Regions from separate parts of the Homo sapiens genome. Here region 1 is linked to region 2. Evidence: chromatin loops called from intact Hi-C (ENCODE). Cell type or tissue: Calu3. All regions are shown on one strand.

Evidence for each region. Hi-C counts contacts between places; a loop is a spot of excess contacts. Peaks named below come from ENCODE experiments on the same cell type or tissue, not always from the same donor. Only the 100,000 strongest peaks of a DNase experiment are listed, where the experiment ranks them.
Region 1: it touches region 2 in a loop (9-fold over the local background); 2 of 110 quality-filtered maps call a loop at or near these places.

What each region holds. Positions count from the first base shown.
Region 1 is chr15:65,830,629-65,835,628 of GRCh38, reverse strand. All of the region lies in intron 1 of LOC105370866 (a long non-coding RNA gene), which reads right to left. Among named protein-coding and RNA genes, the nearest start is that of TRQ-CTG1-4, 36 kb to the left of the region's middle. RefSeq lists enhancers at 1,090-1,820, 2,553-3,283. In Calu3, no CTCF peak of the experiment used is centred here; a DNase peak (open chromatin) is centred at 2,758.
Region 2 is chr15:65,899,523-65,904,522 of GRCh38, reverse strand. The region is part of intron 24 of MEGF11 (multiple EGF like domains 11); the gene reads left to right. Among named protein-coding and RNA genes, the nearest start is that of RAB11A, 33 kb to the right of the region's middle. RefSeq lists enhancers at 1,069-1,860, 1,947-2,166 and a silencer at 1,863-2,027. In Calu3, no CTCF peak of the experiment used is centred here; a DNase peak (open chromatin) is centred at 1,942.

The DNA.
Region 1 (5,000 bases), 69 kb after region 2:
AGCATACTCTGGCTCAGGAGGCTGCCCGATTCACAAATTGTTCTTTGCTCAATTAAACTCTTTTAAATTTAATTTGGCTACAGTTTTTCTTTTAACATCTGTTTCTCAGAATAAAAGTGAAAGATTCCAATGAAAACATTGAAAAAGTAAAAAGAGCTATGAATGTGACATCTTAATGCAACTGCAACAATTTGGCAACACAATTGGTAATCCAGGGTTGCCGGGTTTGTGAAAAGGTACACATCTCCTGGGCCTCTGCCTCTTCCAGATACTTACGGCCAGTTTTGTTGATAGAGTACACTTGTCAATGACTCTTTCCTCCCATCCAAGCTTCCATCCACCATACCTATCATAACAATACCATAAGGTAAACATTATTAAGCCCCAGTTACAGTTGTATGAAAAGTAGTACAGAGAGCTTAAGTGTCTTCTTTACAAGCTAATAACAAATATATATAGAAGAGCTGGGATCTGACCCCAGAACTCCAACACTAATCTCTGGTCTCCTATGTTTCTCTGTTATCTTTTAAAACACCAGTGTCTTGGCCGGGTGAGGTTGCTCACACCTATAATCCCAGCACTTTGGGAGGCCGAGGCGGGCACATTGCCTGAGCCCAGGAGTTCGAGACCAGCTTGAGCAACATGGTGAAACCCCATCTGTACTAAAAATACAAAAATTAGCCGGACATGGTGGCATTCACCTGTAGTCTTAGCTACTCAGCAGGCTGAAGTGGGAGGATAGCTTGAGCCCAGGAGATGACGGAGGTTGCAGTGAGCCATGATCGCACCACTGTACTCTATCCTGGGCAACACAGAGAGATCTTATTTCAAAAAAAAACAAACAATGAAACATTAGTGTCTCTAATACAGTAGTCACCAGCCACAAATGACTATTTGCATTTAAATTAATTAAAATTAAACTGGGCCGGGTGTGGTGGCTCATGCCTATAATCCTAGCACTTTGGGAGGCTGAAGTGAGTGGATCACTTGAAGTCAGGAGTTCAAGACCAGCCTGGCCAATATGGTGAAACCCCATCTCTACTGAAAATGCAAAAATTAGCCAGGTATGGTGGCATGCACATGTCATTCCAGCTATTAGGGAGGCTGAGGCACGAGAATTGCTTGAACCTGGGAAGCAAAGGTTGCAATGAGTCGAGGTCACGCCACTGCACTCTAGCCTGGGCGACAGAGTGAGACTCTGTCTCAAAAAAAATAAATAAACAAAAATTAAACTGGATAAAAACATCCTCGCTTTCCACATTGCAAGTATTCAGTACCCATGTGTAGCTACTATATCAGACAGCATGGATATACAACATTTCCATCATTGCAAAAAGTTGAAATGAACAGTGTTACTGGCACACTACTGTATGCATCAGTAAGACACAGACTGGTGAAATATTTACTTTTACCTGATTCTGCCCCTCTTTCATCCTTATTGTCTAATTCTGAATGTTTTCTCTAGTCCCTCCTTCAGTCTTCTACCTAAATGCATGCCTGGAACTGGCCTGCTGGCTCTGAAGGGCACCCAGCACACAGGGCAGACACGGGGATTTTGATGACAAAGATTGATGCTGGCACTTTGCCTGAGCCCAGGAGACAGCAGCTCTAAAGCAGTCTGCAGCAACAGCACCAGGGTGGGAAGTGAACACCCTCTTTCTGCACATTTGCTGTTTGTTCACCTGCTCTGTCAGAAGTAGACAGAGGCAGAAAGGAAAAAGGAAAGAAGTTAAGTGAGGAGAACGAGAGGAGTGGGGCTAAAGACACCAAAACTTGGTGATCGAATTGTCTTCTAGTTCTTCCAGGCACAAAAGCTTATTCTCTAAAACCATTAAGGAGATTTCATTTGCCATTCCTACAATGGAAGGAATTTAATAATCACTCACTCTCTTAAAGCACTCACCAAACATGGATTTAAATGATCCCGGGCCTAATGATATGTTAAACATCCACATCCTCCTGATGAAGAAGACCCTAGTATAAGTGTTGAAAAAATCAAGTGTTACCAAAAAAAAAAAAAAAAAAAAAAGCCATGAATGAACTGTCTCCTCACCTAGTCCTGTCAATATGTCCTCCTTCTGTCTTCATGCTATCCTGAATATTTAGAAGCCTCTGCTTTGATACTCACCCTTCTTAAGGGGTCCTTTATGCCCAGGGAAGTTATATGAGGACCCATGGAGGTTTCAGCACTCTTTCTGACATCTAGGCTACAAACTGTCCAACCCATCTAAATGTAACAACAGTTTTACCCACATTGCTTTTCTGGCTAACTTCTCTAGCTCTTTGTGTAATTTAGGAAGTAGCATCTTCAAAACATTATAAAACACTCCTTAAGTAATGTGTAGGTGCTCTTTTGCAAGGCCCTGCCTCGCTCATGTGAGTATTATTTTAAAATACTGCCTCTGGATTCCTGGTCTTCAGTTTGAAATTTTTGTAGCTGCTTCAGCACTTCCTTCCCAGAGAGGGCTTGTGGCCTTGCTCCAAACAACACCACAGGACTTCCGCTAAGTATCCGGTTTTGTTTTGGTTTCCTACAACTGAGCTGTCACTCTCTGAGTTGCTGTTTTCAGAGCCCGCTGGGAGGAAAACAGGAATGGGCCCCTGCGGCACCATGCACAGGGCCAAGGAGCTTGGAAACCACTTGAAGGAGCAGCTGGGTGAAAAGTGGCAGGCCGCTATGGGACTCCTCTCTCAGCCTATGAGGACATAGATGACATCGGAAACCTGTGCTTACAGTTTCTCAGGGGCCTGGCACTTTGCTCTGTTGTCCCAGTGACTCACATGATAATTTTCCAGGCCTTCAAACTAGGTCAACAGCTTTGTTTGCCCAGAGAGCTCCCCTGGGAGGCCATTCTAAGGAAAGCAGACTGAAAGGGGATGTTTGGCCAGGTGATTCTTTTTGCTGGCTTTTAGCCTGAGGAAACATGATCAGTATTCAGGCCAGGAGTTTGGAGAATTAAAAGCTGCCAGCATCTGGGCTAAACCAACATACGTCAGTATTATTAGTTAAATGTTAACCATACTGCTAATTGCAGCCCTCTCCTGGAAAGAATTGAACAGATGATTTGGGAAGGCCCTAAAACAAGATGTCCACTCCTTATAGATAAGAAAGACAGCAGCTTGTGCTACAAATCTAGTCATAGAAGCTTCCATTAACTGTGAGTGGGACCTGATCAATTTTTTTCTTTATTAAGCGATGTAGTCTGATTCAGTATTTCTCAAATTTGAGAAGTCACAGAGCCCCAAGAACATATCTGAAGACCTGTAGACCCCAGTTTTTTAAGTCGGAATTACAAGTTTTTCTTTTCTTTTTTTTTTTTTTTTTTTTGAGACAGAGTCTTGCTCTGTTGCCCAGGCTGGAGTGCAGTGGCATGATCTCAGCTCACTGCAAGCTCCGCCTCCCATGTTCACGCCATTCTCCTGCCTCAGTCTCCCGAGTAGCTGGGACTACAGGCACCCGCCACCACGCCCGGCTAATTTTTTGTATTTTTAGTAGAGACAGGGTTTCACCATGTTAACCAGGATGGTCTCAATCTCCTGACCTTGTAATCCGCCCGCCTCAGCCTCCCAAAGTGCTGGGATTACAGGCGTGAGCCACCGTGCCCAGCCCGGAATTACAAGTTTTTCATACCAGTATTATTCACAATGGCCAGAAAGTGAAAACAACCCAAATGTCCATTGACTGATTGGTGGATAAACAATGGGATACAATGGCAACGAAAAGGAATGAAGTGCTGGTACGTGCTACAACATGGATGAATATCGAAAACATGCTAAATGAAAGAAGCCAGACACAAAGACCACATGTCATATGATTCCAGTTATATAAAATGTCCAGAATAGGCAAATCCAAAGAGACAGAGAGTAGATTAGTGGTTGCCAGGGGTTGGGGAGAGAGGGAAATGGACTGCTAATGGGTTTGGGGTTTTTTGAGGTGTGGGGGGTGATGAAAATGCTCTGAAATTATGTAGCAGTGATGGTTGCACAACCTTATGAGTATACCAAAAAACACTAAATTGTATACTTTAAAAGGATGCATTTATGGCATATGAATTACATCTACATTTTATTTGATTTGATTGATTGATTGAGACAGAGTCTCACTCTGGTTGCCCAGGCTGGAGTGCAGTGGTGCCATCTTGGCTCACTGCAGCCTCAACTTTTTGGGCTCAGGTGATTCTCCCACCTCAGCCTCCCAAGTAGCTGGGACTACAGGAGCATGACACAATGCCTGGCTAATTTTTTGTATTTTTTTTTTTTTTTAGTAGAGATGGGGTTTCACCATGTTGCCCAGGCTGATCTCGAACTCCTGGATTCAAGTAATCCGCCCGCCTCAGCCTCCCAGAGTGCTGGGATTACAGCTGTGAGCCACTGTACCCTCAGTCCATATCTAACTTTTAAAAGTTACATATTATTTTAATTTTAAAAGTTACATATTATTTTAGTTGATTACTGGGTATTAGAATATGTTAAATAGTTTGTGCAGAACAATGAAACCTTGTGTCAAGATTCACTTATGTGGTGGCTAGCCAGGTGGTCCAGAAGTGTAGGTTAATTGTAGATAATCATTGAGGGAAATCTAAAATATACTTGTAGATAATGTCAAGGCCCTAAGAACTCATCAGTAGAACTCTCAAGGGTCCCTGAACCCCAATTTGAGAAACATTGGCCCAGGTAACCTCCCAGGATTTGTGACCCTTTTACATGCTATGTGATGAAAACTCTTTATAATGTACTTTCCAAAGACAAAGTCTGGCCAGGGATGCCTTGGGATTTATAAGTCCCTTGGCTGAACCTTGGTAACATAAGTATGTTATTACTCCATCTACTCTCCAGATACTTAATTGAGCATGTGATCTATGAGGATAGAAATGCATTAACCCCATCATGAGATGAAAGTAGAGTATGATATCAGGTGATCTAACATGGAAGATCCTCTGAGGAAGGCCTCCCACTGGGGCCTCACTTGGTTCGTGGATTGATCACTCCTGACTTAGATA
Region 2 (5,000 bases):
ACTGCATTCTGAACAAGACAGCGATAAGGCTGAGTCACTATCGGCCTTTGTTAGGATATACACAGCCCAAGAGAACTGTCTGAGGACAAAAGGTCATCCCCAGCCAGCCAACAGACATTACTCCCTTGGAAGCATTATTTTGGCAATTTTCTGTGTGTTTTGACTTAAACCATCCAAATGAGGAACAGTAGGTAAGGCTGAAAACAAAGAACAGTTCTATTTCGTGACTATGACCTGGCACCTCAGTTTCTTTCTCAAAAAGGTATAAGGATTGGGCAGAAAGCTCTCTAAGGGCCTTTCTAGCTGAAGAACACGCATGACTCAAGCATGAATAAACTCAGGACCAGAAACCCCAATAACTGAACACACAACTTTCCTATGCACTGTGTTGTCCTGTACATTGATTAGGGTGGTTACTTTCAGATTCGCAATCATACATGTAAAACAAAGCTCAGGAAAGCAGTGTCTCTGCCTCAGCATACATTTCATTACTATTGTGTAGAATCATATATCTGACCTCTGAGTGCAGGCGAGGGCTCAGCAGGCAGCCAGCCAGATCTTATTTTACCACTCTGGCTACAATCATCCTTTAAAAAGAAAAGAGAGCTATGTAAGCAAATGTACCAGCAGGTGTTGGGGACCAATACATCAGAATAAGAGAACTGAAAAAGAGGAAAATATGATGTCACAGTTCAGAACTTTATAACAATACTTACCAAAACATGGAATAAATCCCACTAATTGGCTAACGCCCCCCGAAATAAACACTTAATAAGCTAGTCTAGCACAAATGAAACTAGTTCCTAAAACTACTGGGCCAAACCAAATCAGAACTACTAAGAATTAAGAGTCTCAGTGTTCTCTGAACTCAGTGGGAAAAAGCCCTAGCCTAGGAGTTAAGGAATGTGGGTTGTAGTCCTAGTTCTTGCTGTATGGTGCTGACCAGGTCACAGCACTGTTTTCTGGGTCTTGGTTTCTTCCACTATAAAACGATGGGGCTGTACTAACAGCATCTCTGAGGCCCTTTCAAGCTCTGACATTCCAAAAGCCTTAGTCAATGCCTGCCCTTTCCCCTGTTACTTACTGAAGAACTCCACTCACTGTCATCCCGGAGGTTAAGGGAGACCACTTACACTGCTCAACACCCTTCTATTTCCCCTTCTCCCCCTAGCACAGTGATTCTGCAACAAACTGCCTCGTGTTCAATTCCTTGTCAGCCATTTCAAATTGCTATTCTCCATCGCCTTTATGATGCTGGAATCCTTGAGCCCACTGTTGCTGCCACTTTCCCCACCTGTGTGCTCGTTCCCATCTAACTTCCAAGTCTGTCTTTGCGTAAACTTGGGCTCTTAGGTAGTTAGGAGCCCAATGACATCCTGAAGATTACTTTTTAAAGCCAGTGTTCTGACCCCAAGACCTCCTCCTCCTATCTCTCAATCAAGAGAAGGATGCTAATTTATGGCCCAGGAAGAGAAGAGGCAGTGTGGCCTTCTATTAATAGTAGCAAGCCAAGAAGCAAGAGATGGATATTCGGTGCCTGGGTTTTTCCCTGACAGTTAAGTTGGGCCTTAGTGGAGGTTAGCATGCACCTAGAAGCCAAGGTGGGCTCAGATCCCACACACAAGGTGGCCCTGGAAAGTCACTGCCTCTCTCTAGATTTGATGCTCCCTTTATAAAATGAAAATGTTTAGTTCATCTCAGAAGCCCCCTCTGTCTCTGACAGTGTATGACTATGTGGGGAGGCAGGAACCAGATGAGACCAAATGCCAGGGCATTACAGGACCAAGCCGCCAATCCTGATGCAAATGACAAGCCTTGGAGGAGTGACTCCCAGAGCTTGGGTAGCCTGGGTTGATGCTTCCTCTTTCTTTGCAAAATGCCCTGAAGGGCTGGGACTGGGACAGGGGTGGGGCTATGAAAGGATGAGGAAGTATCTAAGAGCAGCTGGTTATTCTTCCACTCAACCCTGCCCTCCCCTCTTGCAGGCAGGTGGATGACTCAGCTGGAGAACAAAGTGGCTTCCTGAGGTGGAGTTTCCAGCTTGCCCAGCCCTTCCCCATTCTCCAGTCCCAGTAGAGATGGGGTACAGAAGAGTCCATAATTCAACACCCTTTTCTCACCACCCAGCCAACACATACATGCACTGCTCCATCCTCTGCTCCTGTATGGAAGATACTTCCCCCTGAGCTTAGCCCCTCCCCACAGACATCAACTTCTCTTTTATCCATTTAGGATCATCCCCTGCTCCAGAGCCAACAATTGATTCCCCAAAACTTTAAAGTAGCCCCGACTTTTCTGGTGAAAATGAGAAGAGGCACTATCAACTGGCCGAGGTTCTTTTAGGCATTGAACTTCAAGGCTCTCCTACTGCCCTAACTCAGTCATGGGATATCCACAAAAAACTTAAGAGCTTAGCCTTTTTCTCTCAGCTGGGCTTAGCCCCATAGATGAAAGACATTCCTTGTTAAGGGTAAGGTGTAGCTGCTGCAGATACAGTTTGCCTTTAGAGATATGGACAGGAGCCCTGGATAACAAGACACGTAGTGAGGGAAAACATCTTGATTGGTATCAAGAGAAGACAGGGGTTGAGTCCTGACTAAACTATTTACTAACATTAGGAATTATATTAGCAAATTTTCTGAGCTTCAGATTCCTCATTCTAAAGTAGAAACAACAGTCCTTTCTGCCCAGCCCTATTCACGATGTAACAAGTTTCAAATGACCTAATTGGAATGAAGACTATACGTGCTACATAAAGTGGTTATTCCTCACATGTTAGAAAATATGCAGTTGAGGCAGCTGCAATAGCTTTTCTTTAAATACTACTAGTCCTCAGCTTCCAAACCAGAAGCTCTGTGCCTTACTGCCTTACTCCTTGACTGGTGAGTTCAGAGTAAGGTGGAGCTGCTGCAGATACAGTTTGCCTTTAGAGATAAGGACAGGAGCACTGGATAACAAGACACGTAGTGAGGGAAAACATCTTGATTGGTATCAACTAAGAGACAATAGGGGTTCAACTACTTACTAACATTAGGAATTATACTAGCAAATTTTCTGAGCTTCAGATTCCTCATTCTGAAGTAGTAATAGTCCTTTCTGCACAGCCCTATTCATTATGTAACAAGTTTCAAATGACCTAATTGGAATGAAGACTATAATTGCTACATAAAGTGGTTATTCATCACGTTAGAAAATATGCAGTTGAGGCAGGTGCAATAGCCTTTCTTTAAATACTACTAGTCCTCAGCTTCCAAACCAGAAGCTCTGTGCCTTATTGCCTTACTCCTTGGCTGGTGAGTTCAGAGAACCCAAAGTGGGACAGATGGGCCATGCTGGGGTTCTTGGACTTACCACCACTTCCTTGTACTAAAAAACTAAGTACCCTCTAAGGGGCAAATTTATGTGGTTTGGGCAGGTCACAGTCAAGGGTCCAAGCAGCTATGTAGAAATGAAGTCACCTGTGCACATGGGGTCTCCATACACAGATGTGCCATCCTTGTCGACATCTAATAAAAATATATATGAAGTTGGTAGGTGTCTCAAATAAGTAACTTAGTGAAATCAGGGCACTAGTGCAGCATTTGAAATAAAAGTCAACCAGCATCTGGGCCTATATCTGGCCTCCCTTTAGGCCTTGCTGGTGCTAGCTGAGATCGTTCAGTGTCTCGCAAGGATGTTTTCTCCTTCTCTCTAGAGTCATATGCTAAAGAGGCCACAATCTTAAGACGTGACTAAAGCCAATATCCCTCTCTACTTCTGGGCTAAATTGTGATGGAAAATGCTGAGCCTGGTTCTACAGAGTTTGCTCTGCTAGTGATAAGCAGTGTGATCCTGAGGAAGTCAATTTCCACTCTAAATCTCATAAGCAATGACTTCCTCAATAAGCAATGAGAGGAGAAGGAGAGAGAGAATTATTGCTCTACCTATACCACAGAGTGTTGTGTGAACACTTGAAGGAACTAATGGCTGAACATATTTTTGTACAAGATTGAGGAAATACTATCTGCTGAAACAAACATCAACAGAATGGACATCTACTTTAACAGAAAAGTAAATACTCTTCCAACCAGTTGCCTTTTATGGGAGATAAGACTACTTGTGGTGGCACACATCTAGCTACTTCAGCCATACGGAGTGTTCTGCTTTCAGGGTCCCAAGGTACATCTAAGACATCCATTGAGTTACATTATCACTTTCACTTTTTACCATTTTCATTACTCTCACAAATTGGAGACAGCATAAATAGCAGCCCAAAATGTAAACTGTGGTAGTTCTAGTGACAGATCATCCAAGAATTTCACCATCTGCTACCTTTCACAGAAATTTAGTGCTGAGACGCCTTTTAGATCACTTCTATCAACTCAAGCAGCTCAGTGCTTGTGTCTAGATCCCTTGTCTAGCAGAGCTTCACAGAAGAAGGTCAGAGCTGCTAGATTAGAGTTTACTGCTCTTTCCAGGCAAATCCTGCCTTGCCTGGGACTATCTGCAGGAGTCAGTGATCTTCCCCAAACAGAGAATGGTACAGAGGCTGAAAGAGGGAATCCCCTTTCCTTCCGTAACTCCCAGTCACTAAAGAACCCATCTTCCTCCAGTGAAACTACAGTACCTCATTTCATATTTGGAAACCAGCCTGCATCCTTTTGTACTCTGAAGTCTCGGGGATGGTACAACTATACAACTGAGAGGTGGCAGGAAAGGAAGCATGAGCTCTAGTATCAGAAAGATACTGCTGAAATAGGTTTCAGTTAGCATTGACAAGAACAGGGGGGTAAGCAACCCAAGAACACGTTACAGGCTTGCTAGAAAACAGGAACTTTCCAAAGGCTAGCTTAAGACTGACGTGCTTTTTACACCTCAATTACACTTCAGTCTACCCTATTCTGATGAGCTCCTGGAGGGCAGGGATACTGCTAAGAGTCTGCCACTTATAGGCTGTCAAATTGCTGACATCTGTGCTAAAACATGCATGCCTACTTCTTCTGAACCTAAGCTTCTCAGTC